Linked DNA regions of Homo sapiens: all the other regions are linked to region 3. Evidence: read pairs that join two places in POLR2A ChIA-PET (ENCODE). Cell type or tissue: OCI-LY7. All regions are shown on one strand. Links, peaks and the distances in the headings refer to the core of each region. The heading gives the core; the rest is flanking DNA.

What was found. ChIA-PET counts read pairs that join two places held together with the same protein. Peaks named below come from ENCODE experiments on the same cell type or tissue, not always from the same donor. Only the 100,000 strongest peaks of a DNase experiment are listed, where the experiment ranks them.
Region 1: POLR2A ChIA-PET joins it to region 3 with 6 read pairs; 3 of 35 experiments call an interaction of 5 or more read pairs at or near these places.
Region 2: POLR2A ChIA-PET joins it to region 3 with 5 read pairs; 4 of 35 experiments call an interaction of 5 or more read pairs at or near these places.

The regions. Positions count from the first base shown.
Region 1 is chr1:174,888,433-174,895,759 of GRCh38, reverse strand. All of the region lies in intron 19 of RABGAP1L (RAB GTPase activating protein 1 like), which reads right to left. Among named protein-coding and RNA genes, the nearest start is that of RABGAP1L-AS1, 62 kb to the left of the region's middle. In OCI-LY7, for the core only: no CTCF peak of the experiment used is centred there; no DNase peak of the experiment used is centred there.
Region 2 is chr1:174,980,311-174,987,637 of GRCh38, reverse strand. It overlaps RABGAP1L (RAB GTPase activating protein 1 like), which reads right to left. Exons shown (of 26, transcript NM_001366446.1): 24 at 4,733-4,804. Among named protein-coding and RNA genes, the nearest start is that of CACYBP, 16 kb to the left of the region's middle. In OCI-LY7, for the core only: CTCF peaks have their summits at 3,999 and 4,215 (motif pointing right); a DNase peak (open chromatin) is centred at 4,237; H3K27ac peaks cover 411 bases.
Region 3 is chr1:174,834,952-174,842,278 of GRCh38, reverse strand. The region is part of intron 19 of RABGAP1L (RAB GTPase activating protein 1 like); the gene reads right to left. Among named protein-coding and RNA genes, the nearest start is that of RABGAP1L-AS1, 120 kb to the left of the region's middle. In OCI-LY7, for the core only: no CTCF peak of the experiment used is centred there; no DNase peak of the experiment used is centred there; H3K27ac peaks cover 1,813 bases.

The DNA of each region.
Region 1 (7,327 bases), core at 735-5,734, 54 kb before region 3:
TATAGGGACATGGATGAAGCTGGAAACCATCATTCTCAGCAAACTATCACAAGGACAAAAAACCAAACACCGCATGTTCTCACTCATAGGTGGGAACTGAACAATGAGAACACTTGGACCCAGGAAGGGGAACATCACATACTGGGGCCCGTCATGGGGTGGGGGGAGTGGGGAGGGATAGCATTAGGAGATATACCTAATGTAAACGACAAGTTAATGGTTGCAGCACATCAACATGGCACATGTATACATATGTAACAAACCTGCACGTTGTGCACATGTACCCTAGAACTTAAAGTATAATAATAAAAAAAAACTTCCAAAAGCAAAAAAAAAAAAAAAGAATTAGAATAGGCTGAATGCCATTTCACCCTGGGTGGAATTATTACTTTTGTCTTAAATTATTTTTATTTGTTTGCCCCTTCTAGATTATCTAGGGGAATGTAACAAGTGGCACTTAATAGTGGGATACTAATAGCACTTCAAATTTGTACAGCCTATAAATATTTTAAACACTTTATTCTCAAGTTGAATGGTTTCCATTATTTTCTCCAAACAAACTTGAAAGAATGAATAATTTTCATTCATTTATTTCATTTACTTATTTGACCAATTTTAGTAGAATATCTACCATGTTTTGACCTGATAAGGGTTCAGAGGAAGTCCTCGTCTTTTGGCAGGTGTCTGTTAACAAACAACTTGGGGCCAGGCACGGTGGCTCACGCCTGTAATCCCAGCACTTTAAGAGGCCGAGGTGGGCAGATCACTTGAGGTCAGGAGTTTGAGACCAGCGTGGCCAACATGGTGAAATCTCGTCTCTACTAAAAATACAAAAATTATCTGGGCATGGTGGTGAGCACCTGTAATCTCAGCTACTCGGGAGGCTGAGGCAGGAGAATGGCTTGAACCTGGGAGGCGGAGGTTGCAGTGAGTCAAGATCGTGTCACTGCACTACAGCCAGGGCGACAGAGCAACTGTCTCAAAAACACACACACAAAACAAAACAAAACAAAACAAACAAACAAAAACAACAAAAAACCCAACTTGGTTCTAGTCTCGACAGTCCTCTCCTGCACCAAATGTAGTGCTCCAAGCTCCATTTCGATCCATAATCAGGAAATGTGAGCACACATTGTAACATAATAGGTGAAAGTCTTTCCTAAGAGAAAAATGAAATTGAAAGCTTAGCCAACTCAGTCATGCCCTCTTAGATAAAATATATTTATTTTCCAGCCTTCTCTTTCCTTTTTGCACCCTTCCCAACACTACAAAAGGTAGTCATTGAAAACATTTAATTCTTGTGTAACAATCTTGAGTGCTAAAGTTAAACCTTGTTTCTCAAATCTTTGAAGAGTTCAAGTCAATAACAAATTGGACTACACATTTATAGATGCCATTAACACTTTAAATGGAAGATATATTTCCTGTCTCTTTAGTAAGAAGGAAGCTGAGCAGCCTACACCCAAGCAATTTGTACCTTTCAGGCAGCAGCAATAAAAATGATTCTTTTACATGAAGGAATAAATTAATGTGTGACTGTTAGGTTGGAGAGCACTGTAGAGCTTCTGGTTAAATGTTAACTATTTAGAGGAATTATCCTCATTCTAGCATTTATCAGGTATTGTGTAGTTTTAACACTGCCTTGCAGATATGGAATCCGAAATTATCAAAATTGTGGTCACAATCTACTAGCTTGGTGGACTTTGACAGATAGCTCAGTAAATGCACCTGGGACCTTCCCTCCACCCCAGCCCACCCTCCAGTGTAATTTTTAGGATGTAATTACAGAGGAAAAAAGGTTTTGAAGGTACCTTAATGCACTTCCCTAGCAGCAGGATGCATGTGCTCAGAGTATCAGTGACTTGGAGATATTAATTTGTATACTCAAAGAACAGTCTGGGAAGGATTTGTCACAAACTGTTCCAACAGGCCCTACAAGTGGAAGACTTGCTATTAATAATATTAGGATTCTTCCAGAAGAGAGCTTTTGAGTATGAAAAGTTAACCTCCTTCCAAGTATTCTATGTGGCTGATAGTTGTCAAGATCCTGATTAGGAAGTACCTGCTAGCGAAGTGTTGCAAAGAGGGAAAGTAGAACATGTTATCTGGATCTATCTAAAAGGCTTGTAGTGAGGCCCTCAAAGAAAATAAAACAGTTCTTTCTGTCTTTAAAAGACATTCGTATATTTAAAGAGAAGATATTTGTTGTACAGCTCTACATTAACAATTATGCTGTAATTTATGCAGGTATATGCATCACTTTTGTTTTTTTCTTTCTTCCTAGGAGGAATCACAAGAATCTCTTAACAAGTGATTGTCTTTGGAAACCACTTTGTATTTTCTATTTTATTTTATTTTATTTTAAAGGCATAAAAGTCCAAAGAGAAAATAATAGTCACCCCACATAATTAAACATTCAGCTTGCCAATCCACGCACAGCCAGGCTAAGCCTGTGATTTCAGTGGCCAAGAGAACTGAAGCAGTTTTTAAAACATTTATAATTATTTATATCGTGATTCCAAATGGGTGGTCTGGAGAGATGTTTCGATATATCTGATTCTTGAAGAAATTATGCCAAATTAAACTTCTTATTCACTAATATCAGTATAAAGCAGTATGCACACAGGGCCGCACAATGATGTATTATAAAAAATTTGTCACCAATCACTTTCCAATACAAAATGATAATGGACAAATCAGAAATGAGGTAGCCTGGCTGGGCGTGGTGGCTCATGCCTGTAACCCCAGCACTTTGGGAGGCTGAGGCTGGCAGACCACATGAGGTCAAGAGTTCGGGGCCAGGACAATATGGTGAAACCCTGTCTCTACTAAAAATACAAAAAAAAAAAAAAAAAAAAAAAAATTAGCTGGGTGAGGTGGCGGGCGCCTGTAATCCCAGCTACTCGAGAGGTTGAGGCAGGAGAATCGCTTGAACCTGGGAGGCGGAGGTTGCAGTGAGTCAAGATCATGCCATTGCACTCCAGCCTGGGCGACAAGAGCAAAACTCCATCACAAAAAAAAAAAAAAGAAAGAAAACAAAGAAATGAGGTAGCCTGAAGCAATAGCAATATTCACGTTTGCAAGTGATGGACCATCCCAAAGTGGATCAGCTTTAGCAGCCTCATCAAATAAGAAAATGTACAGGCCAAGAACACCAACCACCAAAGAATGGCATGTAAATACCACCCTTGAGTTCCATTCAATCTTCTTTTCAAAGCTAAGACTATTGAAACTTGGAGAAACTTTTGTGAAAACCAGTAACTTACAAAGTAGAAAAGAAGCTGGAAGGTGAAAAAGCTGGCACAAATAACGCTGATGAACAATTTCGTGTTGATATTCATATTTCTTCAACCAGGGATTATAGTGGTGGAGCTGGAAATAGAAACTAATTTCTCCCTCTGACTCTCCAGTTGGTTCCTTCCCACTAGACTTTTCAGCAATGGCTGAAATAGCAAGTGGCTAAAAATGGGACCCACTTGATAAGTGTGCTGTGTCCCGGGCTGAGTTCGCTCACGGGTGGCGGCTGAGCCCAGGCGGGAGAGGGCAGCTGGTAGCTACAGGCCTCTGGTCATCCGGCCCAACCCGAGTGCTGGAGCTGGCCAGAGCCACCACGCGAGATGCTTGCAGGAGCCAGGGAAGCCACGGGCTCCAGGCCGGTTGGAGGTGTAGTCGCAGAGGCTCCAGCTACCGCTGCGGCCACCATGCCCACCCGGACTGTGGCCCACTTTGTATTTTCTAACCCACCTAATACATATATTGATTTTCTTTTATTGTTTTATAGACAACAGGAATTATTTGGATAGGGAGATTACCTCAGAGTAGTAAACTTATGAGTAACTTCTGTATTTTCTTTCTGTGTTTCAGTTTTTATTTCTATGTGTTTTCAAAATTTTCTATAGTCAACATATTATTTGAATCCTTAGTAAAAAGAAAACCTCATTTAAATCCAAGAAAAGGCTGAGTGTGGTGGCTCACACCTATAATCCCAGCACTTTGGGAGGCTGAGGCTGGAGGATTGCTTGAAGCCAGGCGTTCAAGACCAGCCTGAGCAACATAGCGAGACCCTATCTCTACAAAAAATGTTTTAAAAATTAGCCAGGCATGGTGGCATGTGCCTGTAGTACCAGCTACTTGGGAGGGTGAGGTGGGAGGATCAAACCTGGAATTTCAAGGCTGCAGTGAGCTATGATCTGATCACCACTGCACACGAGCCTGGGCAACAGAGTAAGACCCTGTCTCCAAATAAACAAACAAAAAAAGCAAGAAAAATCTTTAGGGACTACACCTTTTTGGCAAACTTCAATTTAAATAAATACACACAAATAGCTATTCTTTTAATAAAATACATTAATCAACCTTATTATATCATTTCCCTACTCAAAACCTTCATTTATAGAATTTAAAATATCAGTTACTCAGCATTACATACACAACCTATCATGATCAACTCCCACTCTCTATTTCCTGGCCTACCCCCTACATTTTAGCCAGATGGAATAAGTTAAAAATCCTCTTGTGCCATCTTTCTATCCCGTGCCTCTCAAAGTGCTATTCCTTCTGCCTGGAACATCTTTCCCGTCCCCTGACAATCTGATAAATTCCTATTTTTTCTTAGATTCCTGTTCAAAAGTTTCCACCTTTAAATAGGCACAGATATACACTGCTGGTAGTTATATTAACTAATATAACCTTTAAGGAAAACAATTTGGCCTTATCTATCAAAATTACAAATGAATGTATCCTTCAACCCAGCAGTTCCACTCCTAGGAATTTAATCTACAGATATACTCACACACTTTTGTGAAATGTTATATAAGATTACTCACTGCAGTATTGTAGGAGCAAAATATTGAAAACAACCTACACACTCACAGAGTGGGAGGGAGTTGGTTACACATATTATAGAAATCTATACAGTGAAATACTATGTAGCTTTCAAATGAACAAGGACACCCTTCATGAACTGACATAGAAAAATCAACACATACTGTTAAGTGAGAAAAGCAAAGTACAGAACATAAAAGGGCCACCAAGAGCTCTGAAAAAAGAGAACACATATAAATTTGTTTGCATGTATAAAAATATTTATAGAAGGATACTTCTAAAAAAAACTACTAAAACTGCTGGGAAAACAGGAATGGGTAGGTAACTTCACTGGATATCATTTCATATTTGTTGAAATTCTGATACTGTGTGCATGTATTATTTATAAAGTAAAATTGTAAGAGCTTAAAAATCAAAACCTGTACTTTAAAAAGTGTCTACATCTTTATGAAAATATCTCTAATTATCTCCACCATTCCTTTATTCAATAATTAGAACCTTACTGGCTGCTGACACTATGTGCCAGGTACTATGGTAGGGAGAGAGAGAAGAAATAAAACAACCCACAAGGAAAATGAACTTCAGTGTACAACTCAGAAAAGCAGATAGAATATCCCATTTCAGTTAGTTCACAGGGTGCAAGGTGTGACAGGAGCATATAGGACAAACAGCACCTACACATTTCTAACAGTGCTCACATCACTGACTCATACACGGCTGTTTACATGGCTGTCTCCCAAACTGGACTGTTATCTCTTTGACGATGTCTCAAAGCTTAACACAGTGCTATGCACGTAGGAGGTATACATGTTAAATGAACCACTAAATAAAAGTATAACAGAAATAATCACTGCATTTTTTTGTTCGTTTGTTTGATTTTTGAAACAGTTAAGAGCTAATTAAGGCTGGGAGTGGTGGCTCACACCTGTAATCTTTGGGAAGTCAAGGCAGGAGGATCACTTGAGCCCAGCAGTTCAAAACCAGCCAAAGCAACATAGTGAGGCTCCCTCTCTACAAAAAGAAAAAGAAAAGGAAAAAATTAGCTGGGCATGGTGGTATGTGCCTGCAGTCCTAGCTACTTGGGAGCCTGAGGAGGGAGAATCACTTGGACTCAAGCATTTGAGGCCGCAGTGAGCCGTGATTGCACCACTGTACTCCAGCCTGGGTGACAGAGTAAGAGACACTATCTCAAAAAAGAATAGAAAGGCTGGTCACAGTGGTTCATGCCTGCAACCCCAGCACTATGAGAGGCTGAGGTGGGAGGATTGCTTGAAGCCAGAAGTTCAAGACCAACCTAAGCAACAATGTGAGACACCCCCATCTCTACAAAAAAAAACAAACAAAAAAATTAGCCAGGTATGGTGACATGCACCTATAATCCCAACTACTTGAGAGGTTGAAGCAGGAGGATCATTTGAGCCCAGGAGTTCGAGGCTGCAGTGAGCCATTATCACGCCACTGCACTCCAGACTGGGTAACAGAGAGAGAACCTGTCTCAAATAAAAATAAAACAGGGCCGGACGCGGTGGCTCACGCCTGTAATCCCAGCACTTTGGGAGGCTGAGGCGGGCGGACCACAAGGTCAACAGTTCGAGACCAGCCTGCCCAATATGGTGAAACCCTGTCTCTACTAAACATACAAAAATTAGCCTGGTGTGGTGGCAGGCATCTGTAGTCCCAGCTACCCAGGAGGCTGAGGCAGAAGAATGGCTTGAACCCCGGAGGCGGAGGTTGAAGTGAGCCGAGATCATGCTACTGCCCTCCAGCCTGGGTGACAGAGCGAGACTCCATCTCAAAAAAAAAAAAAGTTAAAATTAAAATTAAAAAATAAAACAAAAATTCAAAAAAAGAAAACAAAAGAGCTAATTAAGTACTCAGCTAGACTCTAACCTGATTCCACAATCATAAGAACTTAGTATATGGGTCTAAGGATAAAAAGATTTAAAAATAAATTCCATATCTTATGCATACACACACACATGAATGTATTTAATTGTCACAAACATATTGAAGATTATGATTGTAACTATGTGGGATTTCATCTTCCCCCAATATATTCATTAAATATGTACAGAGTGTGTATAATTCCCCCAGGCACAATGCTGGGCTGGAAATACAATGGTAAAAACAGAAATAGCTGGCCGGGCATGGTGGCTCACGTCTGTAATCCCAGCACTTTGGGAGGCAAGGTGGGTGGATCACTTGAGGTCAGGAGTTTGAGACCAGTCTGGCCAACATGGGGAAACCTCATCTCTACTAAAAAAATACAAAAATTAGCTGGGCGTGGTGGTGCACACCTGTAATCCCAGCTACTTGGGAGGCTGAGGCATGAGAATCACTTGAACTCCAGCCTGGGCGACACAGTGAGATTCTGTTTCCAAAATAAAAAAAGCTGACATAGGGAAGTTATAGGTTAATGAGAGATTCATTAAATAATCACACAAGTAATTTTCTATACCATTAAGAGGAAGAGAGAAAGTGGAAGGCATGATCAAGATTTCTC
Region 2 (7,327 bases), core at 1,258-6,257, 150 kb before region 3:
GTGTCCATCACCGTGCCCATCCTCCTCTCTTCACACACACAAAAAGCAACTCTCCACCACACTTTTGTGCCACTGGGCATGTCTCCACCATTTGGGCCTGACGACTTTGGATCATCTTTTCATTAGCTCCTCTTTCATCCCATGTCCAGCTGACCATTAATTTCTTCCTCTTGGGCCAGGTGCAGTGGCTCATGCCTGTAATACCACAACTTTGGGAGGCTAAGGTGGGTGGATCACGAGGTCAAGAGAGCGAGACCATCCTGGCCAACATGGTGAAACCCCGTCTCTAGTAAAAATACAAAAATTAGCTGGGCATGGTGGCGGGCACCTATAGTCCCAGCTACTCAGGCGGCTGAGGCAGAAGAATGGCGTGAACCCGGGAGGCGGAGCTTGCAGTGTGCCGAGATCGCGCCACTGCACTCCAGCCTGGCGACAGAGCAAGACTCCGTCTCAAAAAAAAAAAAATTTCTTCCTCTGACATGTCTGAGCTCTTGCCATTCCAGGCCAAATCCCTAGGGGTCACCTTCTCAGTACTCACTGGCTTCCTTCTCATCCCATCCATAAACCACTCTTCGTATTCCTTTTCATTAATATTAATTAGACATGTAAAAACAAAACTTGTCACTCTCTTAAGAACCTCTGAGAATAATTAGCCCAGTATAGGCATATTGTAAATATTTGTTGTGTATTTACTGTTGACTAAAAATGTTAAAGAAATAGTTTTGATCTGAGTCTTAAATGATTAAAAGTTTACCAAGCTGGCTAAGTAATTTTATTAGGTTGAACCACCTGAAGAAATAGATTGATCACTTAAGAGGGAGGATGACATTTCAGCAAAGAGAACACCACCATGTGCAAAGACATAGCACCTTCAGATAACTTCAAAGAATTTAAAATGGCTTAAGCAGAAAGCGATTCAACAATGAGCGAGATGAGAGATCCCTGTGGCCAGGTCATAAAGGTCCTTAAATACCATGTTGCTGAATTCTGATTTTATCCTACAGAAAATGTATTCATTTACTCTACCGAGCCTCGTGCTACATGTCAAAGATAGAGCAATAAGTTTGACAGAGCTGCAGTCTGGCAGACCTGCTAAAATGTGGTGGATACTGCTGATTCTCACCCAATATCCATTTCTCCTTCTTCCTTACTAACAGACCCTGAGTTTATTTCAGCTGGCAGTGTGTCTAGATAAAAGGTGACACTCCCTAAATTCCCTCAAAGCTGCTATGTAAGCAGAAGTTTAGAGGGGAGCTTCTAAAAAGGCTGCTTAGAAAGAGCTCACCCAGGAGAATGAGGCCTTTATATCCTGCATCTCCTTTTGGACTAAAATTCTGCCATAGAGTATGGGTGTGATGGTGGGAGCTCTAGTTGAAAGGATTGGTTTTGTGCTGGGCACGGCGGCTCATGCCCGTTAATCCCAGCACTTTGGGAGGCCGAGGTGGGTAGAACATGAGGTCAGGAGTTCGAGACCAGCCTGGCCAACATGGTGAAACCATGTATTTTGTATTTTTCTACTAAAAATACAAAAATTAGCCGGGTGTGGAGGCGCGTGACTGTAATCCCATGTACTTGGGAGGCTGAGGCAGGAGAATAGCTTGAATTTGGGAGGCAGAAGTTGCAGTGAGCCAAGATTGTGCCATTGCACTCCAGCCTGGGCGACAGGGCGAGACCCCGTCTCAAAAAAAAAAGAAAAAAAGAAAGGAAGGATTGGTTTTTAGGTGACCTTGAGGATAGAAGTCCACATGACGATGTAGGTCACTAATGACTGATTAGCTTGGGTTACTAATGACACCAAAGATATACCTTTCTAGTCCTAGGCTGCTTTTATGTAAAATAATCAACACCTTTTATGTTTAAGCCAATGCTATTTTGGGTTCCCTATATGTGGCCAATCTAATTCTGCATTGATACACAGAGTGATAGTCAAATATCACTTTATATTTGGGAACACTCATTCTGATTATAGTGTAAAGGATGAACTGGGGGGTGATCATGACAAAAGAAGGTTATTACAGGAAACTGAAAAAACCAAAAGCTATTTATCATACCAAATGAGATAGGAGGAAGCACTAGAGAAAGGGGAGGTAGTATAGTCTAACAGCTAATGTTATTGACTTTAGAGTCTGACTTCCAGGCTTAAATCCTGGTTCTACTAGCTGTGTAACCTTGATCAAATGAATTACCTGTTTGCGACCTTATCATCAATAAAAAAGAAGCTTTACTGTCTTTTTCTTTTTTAATTTTGTACCAGGCTCTTACTGTCACCCAGGCTGGAGTGCCATGGCATGCTCACAGTTCACTGCAGCTTCAGCCTCCTGGGCTCAAGCGATCCTCCCACTTCAGCCTCCTGAGGAGCTGGGACTACAGGTGCATGCCACCACATCCGGCTAATTTTTGTATTTTTTGTAGAGACAGGGTTTCACCAAGTTTCCCAGTCCAGGAGTTTCACCAAGTTGAACTCCTGGACTCAAGTGATCCGCCCACCTCAGCCTCCCCAAAGTGTTGGAATGACAGGCGTGAGCCTAGTTGTTCTTCTTTATTCTGGCTAAGACAAGTTTACATTCCTCTTCCTGAATGTCATGGCCTTTCATTAGGTAGTCTCACCTACTTAGCCAATATTTTCCTCTGTTCCTTAATACATATTCTAATCACATCAGTCTCTGTAATGAGACACTGAAATACTCATTCCTGTGTTTGCGTCTTCACTCACATCATTTCTTCTATAATGTTCTGTTTAAACACTTCTCTCTAACTAATTTCTATCCACCCTGCTTTAGTCCAATCTCCATAAAGCCTTTTTTGGTCTATAGTTCTCATGATTTTGTTTTCTCTACAATGCTGATTGTCATTGTGATCCAACTTAGCACTTTTTTTGTTTGTTTTTTGTTTTTTTGAGATGGAATCTCACTCTGCTGCTCAGGCTGGAGTACAGTGGCACAATGTCGGCTCACTGCAACCTCTGCCTCCTGGGTTCAAGTGATTCTTGTGCCTCAGCCTCCAGAGTAGCTGAGATTACAGGTGTGAGCCACTATGCCTGGCTAATTTTTGTTATTTTTAGCAGAGACAGGGTTTCACCATGATGGCCAGGCTGGTCTTGAACGCCTGACCTCAGGTGATCTGCCCACCTCAGCCTCCCAAAGTGTTGGGATTACAGGCGTGAGCCACCACACCTGGCCCAACTTAGCTCCCTTGAACTGCTTCCGAAGTTCTTAATTTGCATGTATACATAACTTGTCCTACAGGAAAATTTTAAGCTCCTTTTCATGTGTAATTTCTATAACAAAATGGCAGTCTAATAGCTATGCACATAGTATATGCTCAATAAAACCTTTGCTGAATAATCAATATAAATTCTCATTTTGTTATTTCCATAAAGATTTCAGTTTAGCACTGAGAACACATGGACACAGAAGAGGGGAACAACACTCACCAGGGCCTGTTGTTGGGGGTGGGGACTGAGGGGAGGGAACTTAGAGGATGGGTTAACAGGCACAGCAAACCACCATGGCACACGTATACCTATGTAACAAACCTGCACCTTCTGCACATGTATCCCTTTTTTTTTTTTTTTTTTTTTGTTAGAAGAAATACAAAAAAAATTCACTTCAGGAGAGTTAACCCCTTTATGCCATTCAACTTCATCAACTGAATCTTGGTCAGTATGCCTATAATGTACAAAGAGTGGTAAGTGCTAACTAGAAAGAAGTGCAAAAGTAGACCAGAAAGGGAAGATACAAACATCAAATTTTAGCACATCAGAGAGGGAGAACACCAAACCTTATACTCACTAAATCTCTCATTGACATTTTGTAACATGAGTAAGAAGAAAATACTTTTGGAATACAAGGTCTTGTATGTCAGGTACTAATATAAGCACTTTATATACACTATGTACTTTATATTCATTATCTTATTTAACATTCAGAATGATTTTTTGAGGCAGGTAATGTTATCTCCATTTTATAGAACACAAAATGAAGCTTAAAAAGGTTAAATCACTTTTCAAGATTGCTAAATTACTTACTACACATTTATTTACTAGTATGAAACCTGAACATATTCAAATAAGATGATGTCAGGTTTCTGTAACACTGGTCCCAAAAGTTGACTATGACAATATTGCCTCTTAAGAATACCAATCCATTGGTTTACTGTTGTTTCTATGGAATAAGCAATCTGTTTTTTTCAAATAGAGCATCAACATAATGCATTTTACCACCAGGGGGCAGCAAGTAAACAAATGCCACAGGTTTTCTTTAAAAATAAACCTCTAAAAACTTAGTGCAAGAATCAGTTACCCAACACATGTTTTTCCAGCTAAGTTCTATATTGCCCATGGTGTTTACTTATAAAGAGAGTGATGGGATGATCCTACTGAGTCCCATACTGAAGCCACATCAATGCAGGCTCAGTCAGATGTGGGCTGCTGAGGGTTCTCAGGTTCATACCACTCTCATCTCAAGCTCTGGGGCTTCTTGTGACAATGTCAAATCCTACTTCCTTTCATGTTAGCTGCCTCTGACAGTCCATATGATTTATGGGAGCATCATAACCTTTCACCTGGTAGGGAAGACAATCACACCTGGTCAGAAGAGAGGTATCCTAGTCTCCATAATTCCTATTAATAAATCCTTTAATACAAAATGGTGGTGTTTGGGGTTCTTTCAGGTACTTACAAGCCTGTGTGACTTTGAAATAAATTTTATCACAGCACGATTTCACTCCTTACCTTTACCACTTCCAGCTCCTCCTTGCTGGCTGCTTGCTGTTTCTCCAGCCTGGTACTCAACTGCGAACAGATCTAAGGATGAGAAAAGAGTCTTTTACTAGAAAACAGAACAACTCTTGCAGCATGTACACATAACTACTTATCAATTCATGTGTTATGCTAGCACATCTGATCCTAGAAGGAATTTTACAAATGAATAGCACTGCAAATGCCAGTCATTTCGGAAATGAGCAGCAGAAAGCTGGAGCGTTCCATATGTAAAGCACACTCTACCTTAATTAGTAGAAACATACGGAGAGTAGATTTGGTTTCTTTCTGTCACTAGCCTTCTGTGACTGGTTCAAGTGAATTCCTGGCCTCACTTTTGGAATTAACCTATAGAATCTTTGCTGAGTATTCACTTTGTACAAGTTAGTATGCTGAGAAAATCTTGATGAAAAGAATTCTAGACAGAAATATCTCCTTTCTACTGTCACAGAAAGAACCTGTTTTCAATCACAAAAGTTTCCTTAAGAAGTGGCAGAGTGATGTTCTCACTCATAAGTGGGAATTGAACAATGAGAACACATGGTCATAGGGAGGGGAACATCACACACCGCGGCCTGGTGGAGGGGTAGGGGACTAGGGGAGGCATAACATTAGGAGAAATACCTAATGTAGGTGACGGGTTGATGGGTTCAGCAAACCACCACGGCACGTGTATACCTATGTAACAAAACTGCATGTTCTGCATGTGTACCCCAGAATTTAAGGTATTAAAAAAAGGTGGCAGAGTGGATAAAACAAAGTTAAAATGACCAGAAAATAATACAGACTAAAACTCTTATTAAGTAGGTTTGGCAACATAGCATAGAAATTAAAAACTTAGCTGCTGGAGTTAAATGTGAGTTTAAGGCAGGCCAGCTCCATTTCTTTATAGCTTTGTGAGCTTGGGCAAAGTCATTAATCTTTCTAAGACTCAGTTTCCTCATGATTGAAAAGTGCTGTGCTATAGCAATCAAGTGGAAAAAAAAGTATGCAAAGGGGTTAGCATAGCACTTGGCCAATAGTAAGTGTACATTAAATAAAATATATTCTTCTTATTGATTCTGAAATAAGGTGCTAACAAGTATTAGAAATGGTAGAAATAGGTGCTTTCAAAGGAAAAAATCTAGATAAATAAGTATTGGATGTTCAAATCCATTGTCTGAAATAAGAATCTTTTATTTTAGAAAAGTGGATGAAAGGTGGGAGGATCGCTTGAGCCCAGGAGGTCAAGGCTGCAGTGAGCTGTGTTCAGACCACTGCATTCCAGCCTGGGTGACAGAGCAAGACCTTGCCTCACAAAAAAAAAAAAAAAAAAAAAAAAAAAAAAAGATGGAAAAACAGGGGATGTGAAATTTTAAAGTATAATTTTGGATAAAAACATATATGGTCTACCTCTATTATCAAAACAGACATTTAAAAAATCCCACCCAGTCTACTCAAAAATAGCTCTGGTGATGAGGGCTTGCTTGCTGAGTTTAGTTTGTTGAGTTTCATTCCAATTTCTCCAGATCCAAGCCTGAGGAACCATTAGTAGGACGGTATTGACTGATGTTAAAAAGAAGAGATCACCATGGTAGATTCTGCAAACCTTAAACCCTTTTAAATAAGCCAAAACATTATGCATAGAGCCAGTAATAGCCAATTCCAACTATAGAATGCATTTAGATTGTGTCTTATATCCTTATCTTCAAACAGATGGGTCTGTTGCCTTTTGCATTATTTCAAGGGCTTGCCAGATAATATTCAAGAATAGTCCCCAGGATTACTATTTGAAGAGTGCTGCATTTGGTGGCCACCCATGGCATAATCTGGCAATGAAAAACATGCATTTGTAGCAATGGGAAATTCCACAGCACATAGTCTTTAATGTTCCTTGTATTGGTTAATGTCTACCACCTCTTCTCCTAGATGCCCACATTCGGCATCTCAGATCACCTTCAAGGTTTTCTCGTCTAGCAAAAAAAAAAAACAAAAAAAACTGTCTTTTGTGTCTCCCTTTTCTCTATTTTCGTTAGTTATTTAGTTCAGGGACCTGGTTCTTCTTACAGTTGGACTCTGGTATTCGCGGTCTGTCTCCTTGGTTCCACATTTCTTACTGGGACAGATTAGTGCCAATAATATGTCTTTGATTATGCCACTTTCCTGCTCAAAAAGATCCTACCACAAACAAAATAAAATCCAAGGTCCCAAGCCTAGCCCTGAAGACTTTCCTTGATCTGGACCCTAACGTCCCTTTGCTTCTCTTTTGTACCGGAATCTCTTACCAAATGAATTATTTTTCTCTTCACTAATCTACTTCCATGCCTTTGCACATCCTGTTCTCTCTTTTCTACCATTTCCATCCTCTTCTTTATCTTCTTTATCTCTACAGATCCAAGTCTTACATCGCCTTTGAAGCACAGCTCAAAAGGTTTCATTTCCCACATGTAATAAGTTTCCTTTCCTCTTATTTCTACGTAGGTATTACCTCCACATTATATGATAAGCTTCTAGAGAAGAAAACTTGAATTCATTCATCTTTTTGTCTGTCAAAGTATTAAGCCTCACAGAGAGCAGGCATTAAATAAA
Region 3 (7,327 bases), core at 1,075-6,074:
CATCACTACTTCCCAGAGATGCCCCTGGAAATGATATAGAAGATGCTGAAGAATTCAACATGATGACGGAAGGAGGCATTTGTAGTAATGCTAAGAACAGAAAAATGGACTAAGTGGAAAATTTGTAAGCATGTCTTTGAATGTAGATTTGTTATATGAACAAACTATATACCTAGTTTATTTTTGGTTTAACATAATAATTCTTTTGAGAAAACATGAAATAACTACTCAATATAAAACGCATTTTAAAACTGCTATAAATCAGTCAAAACTTTATTCCTTTTATCATAATGGTCACTATTTGAGTCACTAGTGCTATTTCTGAGCCATCTCCTATTGGCATCTACATTGTGGTTAGGCAGCTGTTATATGGTTTCACATGACAAAATAAAGGACTTCCTATATCAAAAAAAAAAAAGAAAGTTATTCTGTGCTAATAGTTTAGATTTTCTAGTTATCTAAAGTTAGTATTTATTTTTTCAATTTTCCTAGAAAATCATCCATTTCTTCTAGGTTCTCAAATTAATTTGCACAGGATTGAACAAAATATTTTCTTAGGATTCTCTTCTTTTCTATTTTTATCATTTCCCCATTATTTCTTGGTTTATGCCCTTTCCTGTCTACTTTTTGATTTTATAAACTTAATATCATATTTTTAAAAAATCAGCTCTTTTATTTAGCTGATCAATTTTTGTCTAATTTATAACTTTTATTCCCTTCTTCTGCTTTTTTATGTTTATTGATAATTTTTCTAACTTTGAGTTAGATATTTAATGGAGTTATTTTCTTTCTTCATTAAGATAAGTGCCTCTGAACTCTATTTTAGCTCCATCTCACAAGTTCTGATATGTATTGTTTTCATTATGCTTTTGTTTTAGATTTTCTATAACTTGTTTGGTTTCTTCTGATCTAAGAATTATTTTAGTAGGAAATTTAAAATGTCCAGGTGATGATATTCTTTTTCCTAAGTTCTACTTTTATTGCAATGAGATCACAGAATGCTGTATATATTTACTTTGCCTTTTGAAATTCTTTGAAATTTTCTTTATGGTCTATTTTTGTGAATGTTTTATTTGACATTCTTAGTTTTCAGGATACAAAGCTTGACAATCTCAAATATTGACTTCATTATTTTATTTGGGTTTTCTTTCTCTTAGTTGTTGTCCACTTGATCTCTTATGAACTAAGAGAAGTGAATAAACATTCTTATCACTACTATGTAACTATTATTCTTTATATTTTCTGTAGTTTCTGCTTTATGGATGTTTAATGCTATACTGTTGCTTTGAATTATTCCTCATTGCCTTATTTAAAACTTTTCCACTAAATTCAATCTTGTCTGACAGTAAAGATATAATCTCTACTTTTTTCTTTGTGTTTCCCATGTTTTCCATCTTGTCTGTGTGATTCCTCATTGAGTCTATTACCCTTCTTCTTCTTTTTTTTTTTTTATTTTTTTTTTTGAGACAGATTCTCACTCTGTCACCCAGGCTGGAATGCAATGGCTCAATCTCAGCTCACTGCAACCTCCACCTCCCAGGTTCAAGCAATTCTCCTGCCTCAGTCTCCCAAGTAGCTGGGATTACAGGTGCCTGCCACCACGCCCAGCTAAATTTTTTTCTTTTTTTTTGTTTTTTTTTTTTTGTATTTTTAGTAGAGACAGGGTTTTGAGCTCCTGACCTCAGGTGATCCGCACGCCTCAGCCTCCCAAAGTGCTGGGATTACAGGCGTGAGTCACCGTGCCCAGCACCCCCGCTTTCTTCTTTATACCCTAGGAAGGCCAAGAAAGCTCCTGCTGCTAGTACACAAATCCTATCCCATAAACTGGGCATTATTGGTTTTGCCCCCTAGAAAGTTCTGCCAGCTTTGTGTGAGATCTGCAGCTGTGGGCATTTTTAACTGCATTTATCATTCTTCATCACATTTTGTAGTCTGGAGTTGTGCATATATCTTTCTTTGAAGATAGGGTTCATGTTTCTACCATGTTGCTCTCCCAGTGCAGTTGGATAATTTGTAAGGGAGAAGGAAAATAATGCTGTAATCTTTGTTCTGTCATTTTAAAAATCAGAATCTAGAATTTATTTTTTGCCAATTCTCCTCCTCTATCCCATACTCTATGTCATGCTTTCTGGCCAAATGCTATGCTGTTCTGTGCTCTGCAGATGTTCTGATGTTCTAGATAACAGTATGTTCTGGTCCTTAGTCCCCTAAATGTGAATGGCCTATCTAATATAGTATAATAGTTCAGCTTTCCTTAGTTCTGATGACCAACATTATGCATATATTATCTGGTTCCTTGAAATTCCTCCCATAGTTTCTTGGCTGTTCTACACTGTCTATATCTATCTCTCCCAGAAATTTCTGGAAATCCGACTCTTGTCTCTAACTTGTATCTCTCTCTTCAGTTCAGTTTAGTCTGCCTGAAAAAATATTTTTACCAGGCAGTTCAAAGCTGCTGCTAAACCTTAAGACAGAACCATAGCTGGGCCACATTATGTACTCAATAGTGTTTCACCTATTATATACAGAGCCCTCTCCTGGGAATTGGTGAGGCACACCAAGATGAGTGCTTCAGGAACTCAAAATCTAATAGGGGAGAAAGAAAAAATATTGTTCTGAAGCTATTTTGCTAAATGCACATTTCCACGTAGTCTCCTCAATGCCAACATGTGCTATTAGTGTTAGCCATCTTTCTCTGAGCCCTCCCTGTAATGCATCACCTCTCTTAAACAATTAGGATTATATACGTTACTTTTTCCTATTCAAGGTCAATATATTCTTGGGTGGCCACAAAACTGCTATTGTTCATCAGTCCTTGCCTTGGTTACAGAGCTAAAATAATAAACACTGAACTCATAGAACAGCTGTATAAATTAGGATCCTTTGACCACAAAGAATAGAGACTCAGTAAAGTTGTCTCAAGTATCTGTGTGTGGATGTGCATGTGAGAGGGGTAACTGGGAACAGCTATTGTAAGGTTTCACATGAAAATAAGGAACAAAGGTATGTTTTGTGGCTAGGCCTTATGGGAACTCATGGAAAGTAGTTTAACCAGGTCTCATGAAAAGTATAGGAACACAGATGGAGAATTTCAAGTTGTTCAGAATCCAATAGATAAGTAATGATGTAATTAGTTCTTTATCCCCTTGGCAGCAATTTGTTGACCATCCTCTTCCCCCACAGATACAATTTAAATATATGTATCTACCCCCACCCCTACCAACACACACACACACACACACACACACACGTAAAAAAGTTCATGACTTAGCTCATACTTACTTGTCACTCTTGCTTATTCATGGCTTCTACTGACTCATGTCATTTTTTTTTTTTTTTTTTTTTTTTTTTTTTTTTTTTTGAGACGGAGTCTCGCTTTGTCGCCCAGGCTGGAGTGCAGTGGTGCGATCTCGGCTCACTACAAGCTCCGCCTCCCGGGTTCACGCCATTCTCCCGCCTCAGCCTCTCCGAGTAGCTGGGACTACAGGCGCCCGCCAGCAAGCCCGGCTAATTTTTTGTATTTTTAGTAGAGACGGGGTTTCACTGTGGTCTCGATCCCCTGACCTCGTGATCCGCCCGCCTCGGCCTCCCAAAGTGCTGGGATTACAAGCGTGAGCCACAGCGCCCGGCCCATGTCATTTTTGTCTGCCTCTTTTTCTGGTTAAGCAGTTGGTGTTTGCTCCTATCAAATAATACTCTCTATTTCAAATTAAAAATTTCCTAAGAAAGAACATCTGATCAGTCCACTATGTCACTATCATCAGTTAGATAAAACACTTGTACTAGGTCGTTAAATCTGTCAGCCTTCAAGCTACCTGAATGCTTTAGGTCAAATGTTCTGAGATGTGGTCAAGATGGTAAAGTCATGCAATATAGAACATGGCCATCTATATGTATCTAGCTAGAGTTGGTATCCTTAGCAAGAGGCTACAGGTAGGACCCCTTAGGAAAGGACTCTGGGTATACAGAAACTCCTAGATTTCACCTATCCAATATAGTATAATTGTTAAGCTTTCCTCAGTTCCAATGATCAACATTATGCATTTTATCCTAGGTTCTCTATGATTAGCAAGAAACATTAGTCTTGTGAAACAGATATGCTCATTTTATTGCATTTTAAGTATTTCTTTTATACTTACACGTAATCACTGCCAAGATAAATGTCCATATGCTATACCACCAAAGGCATGAGAACTTAGCCTGGCCAGCTAGAAACTTTTTGGAAAGAGGTATATCAAATAGCTACTACTACTAGTTTTCAAGGGGTTAAAGGGATTAATATATCTACTTCTATAAAGAGACTATCCATTCACTAGGGTCAAGCACTAGTATACCTAGCAGAAATTAGGGCTTACTTATAATTACATTTCTGCCACCTAAGACCACACAGACAAAAGATTTTTTTATTTCACTTTTGACAAATCAGCACTGAATTTAGGTCTGCTCATAACAATTCCTATGAGAATAGCTTTTATTATCATCATATAAAATGGGAAAGAAAATAATTCTAGATGCTAACAATGCCATCATTCTAGATTAGGGGTACACTAGATTAAAAGAATAAACTCCTTTTGTTTTAGAATTTCAACCAGGACACAGCTGTAAACTTCAGCCTGGCCTGGCATCTGAACTGAGGCAATAAATGCCATATTTGGCATAGCATTTGTTTGCCCAAATCTAACCATATGCCACTGGAATTGAAGAGGAGGCAATTCTCCACAGGGCCAGAATGTATTCCTTTAAAGCTCTCATGGGGGCATGCTCTTCCACCTGTCCCTGTGTGTGAGATTTGCCCAATTCTTGCAAAACTATAAACTCTACCAATCATAAAAATAATCTGATAATTTTTTAGAGTACACAAGTAGAAGATACATTCATCAAACAAAGGTGATAACAACTTAAGATCCTTACACAATAAACATCATAATGAGAAGTTTCTCATAAAAATATTTTCAATTTCCAGGTAATGACCTATATCTTATAGACATATTATTGATGTGGTTAAAAATAAATTCTTTATAGTGAATAATACAGAAAATTCATTCTACAAGGAACATTTTTTTTTTTTTTTGAGACCGAGTTTTGCTCTTGTTGCCCAGGCAGGAGTGCAATGGCACGATCTCGGCTCAGTGCAACCTCTCCCTCCCGGGTTCAAGTGATTCTCCCACCTCAGCCCCCCAAGTAACTGGAATTACAGGCATGCGCCACCACGCCCAGCTAATTTTTGTATTTTCAGTAGAGATGGGGTTTCATCATGTTGGCCAGGCTGGTCTTGAACTCCTGACCTCAGGTGATTTGCCCACCTTGGCCTCCCAAAGTGCTGGGATTACAGGCATGAGCCACTGCGCCCCGCCTGGAACATATTTTTATTAGTCAGATACATACCACACTACTTTCAGCATTCATTTGGTTTTCATCCAAGGAGTTACAAAGCACTTATAATATCATTTTGCCAGGAATCATGCTGGGTGTTCAGCATAGGGAACTGAATTTACCTCATACCTTCCCTCAAGAGAAGGAGCGATGAAGCCAACAATGCAAAAAGACTGATAAGTAAATATAACAGAGAACAATGTCAGAGTATGTCTAGCTGGCTAATCCATTGGCCAAAGATACAGAGGGCACATTCTGGCTTCAGCAAGTCCTATCAGAGATATGTCACACTTTGCATACTCTCAAAAGCGTTTACCTCAAGAGATACTATGAAATCTACTATCAGATGTACAAAGGAAGAAAACATATTTCTCAACTTTGATTTATGATTATTTTGTATCCCAGTGTAAAAACTTGATTATTAAACTGGGCAAGAAGAGAGAGATCAAGATTGTCATCAAGTCTCTGTTTTACAATGAGGGTGCTATTAGCAGGTGGAAAGAAATAGCTACAGAAGAATACATCTTTGAAATGAATTACTGGGTCAGACAGAGGGAGAGAGAAAAACAGATTATCTGATATGGAGCATAGAAAGAAAGTATATCCTTCAACTCCTCTCTCATACCTCAAACATCTTAGCTTCCCTCACTCCCTGTACAAACCTCCTAACATCCTAATCTACTCAATTTGCCTGGTCATGTATGACAGAAAATACATGTTGAAAAAAAAGAGAAAAGAAATGAATGGGAATAAAATTATGTTCTTGATACCACCTTGAAATCAAATTAACATCTTTTAATATATGCTAGCTGCTGAAGCAGTTGAATTACAGAATCTCAATGATTTAAAATAATAGTTTATTTTTTTGTTTATGCAAAGTTCAGATGGCAGAAAAGTAGGCATGGGGATTCTGAACCATGCAGTCATTTTAGGAATTTCAACTGAAGGTGGTTCTTTCACCCTCAATGTGTGGCTTCCGAGGTCACTTTGGGTGCCAATATCCAGTTGACACAAGGGATAGACAGCATGAAAGCTGCATAAGGAATTTTTTTTTTACATAACCAGACCAAAGGAAGAAATATACATCACTTTTATTCCCATTCCTTGGCCCAGTCTCAGTCACATGCCTATACTAATAAAAATGAATTTTTATTTCACGTTTGACAATTCAGAACTGATTTTAGTTTGCTCATCACAATCCCTATGAGAACAGAGTTTTATTATCATCTTATAAAACAGAAAAGAAAATAATTTTAGAAGCCAGAGGAGGCTGGGAAATATAGTCCAGCTGTGTCAGCAGAAAGAAAAGAAAATAGATTTGGTGAACAGTTAGCCAATCTCTGCCACAGCGTCTCTCTCCGAATATTTTACTTTATCTGCAAATTCATCCAGCTCTTCTGTCCCAGGAATGTGAATTTAAATGAATGGTGTATTTATTGCATTGAAATTCTACTTTAAAAAATTTGCCTCTCAGTGAAATTTACTATAAATTGAATTGCCTATAAAAGGTAAATTTTCATTATCATTACATCCTGACTTGTTCGATTACGAGTTCAACTAACTAAGAATATTTTAAAAACCTCTTTAGTTTTATTATATCAGTGGTACCATCTCCATTAGCATTCTTTATTTATCAAACTTAATATTTCTAAAACTGAACTCTTGATCATTCCCCCCTCCAAATTTCCTCCTGACTTCCTCAGCTCAGAAAAAAAGACTTTTGGACAAGCAGTTTTTCAAGTCAGGTGCTTAGGAATAACCCTTTATATTTTACTCACTCTCAAGTCTTTCATCTAATTTATCAGCAGGTTAGACACATTTTACCTTCAAAATGTATCTTTAATCCATTCATTTCTTCCAGTTTCCTCTAATCCAAGTCATATCTCCCTCTCACCTGGAATACTGCTACAGTTTCCTCTCTCCTTCCATCTTTAGAGAGGAACCCTTCAAAAGA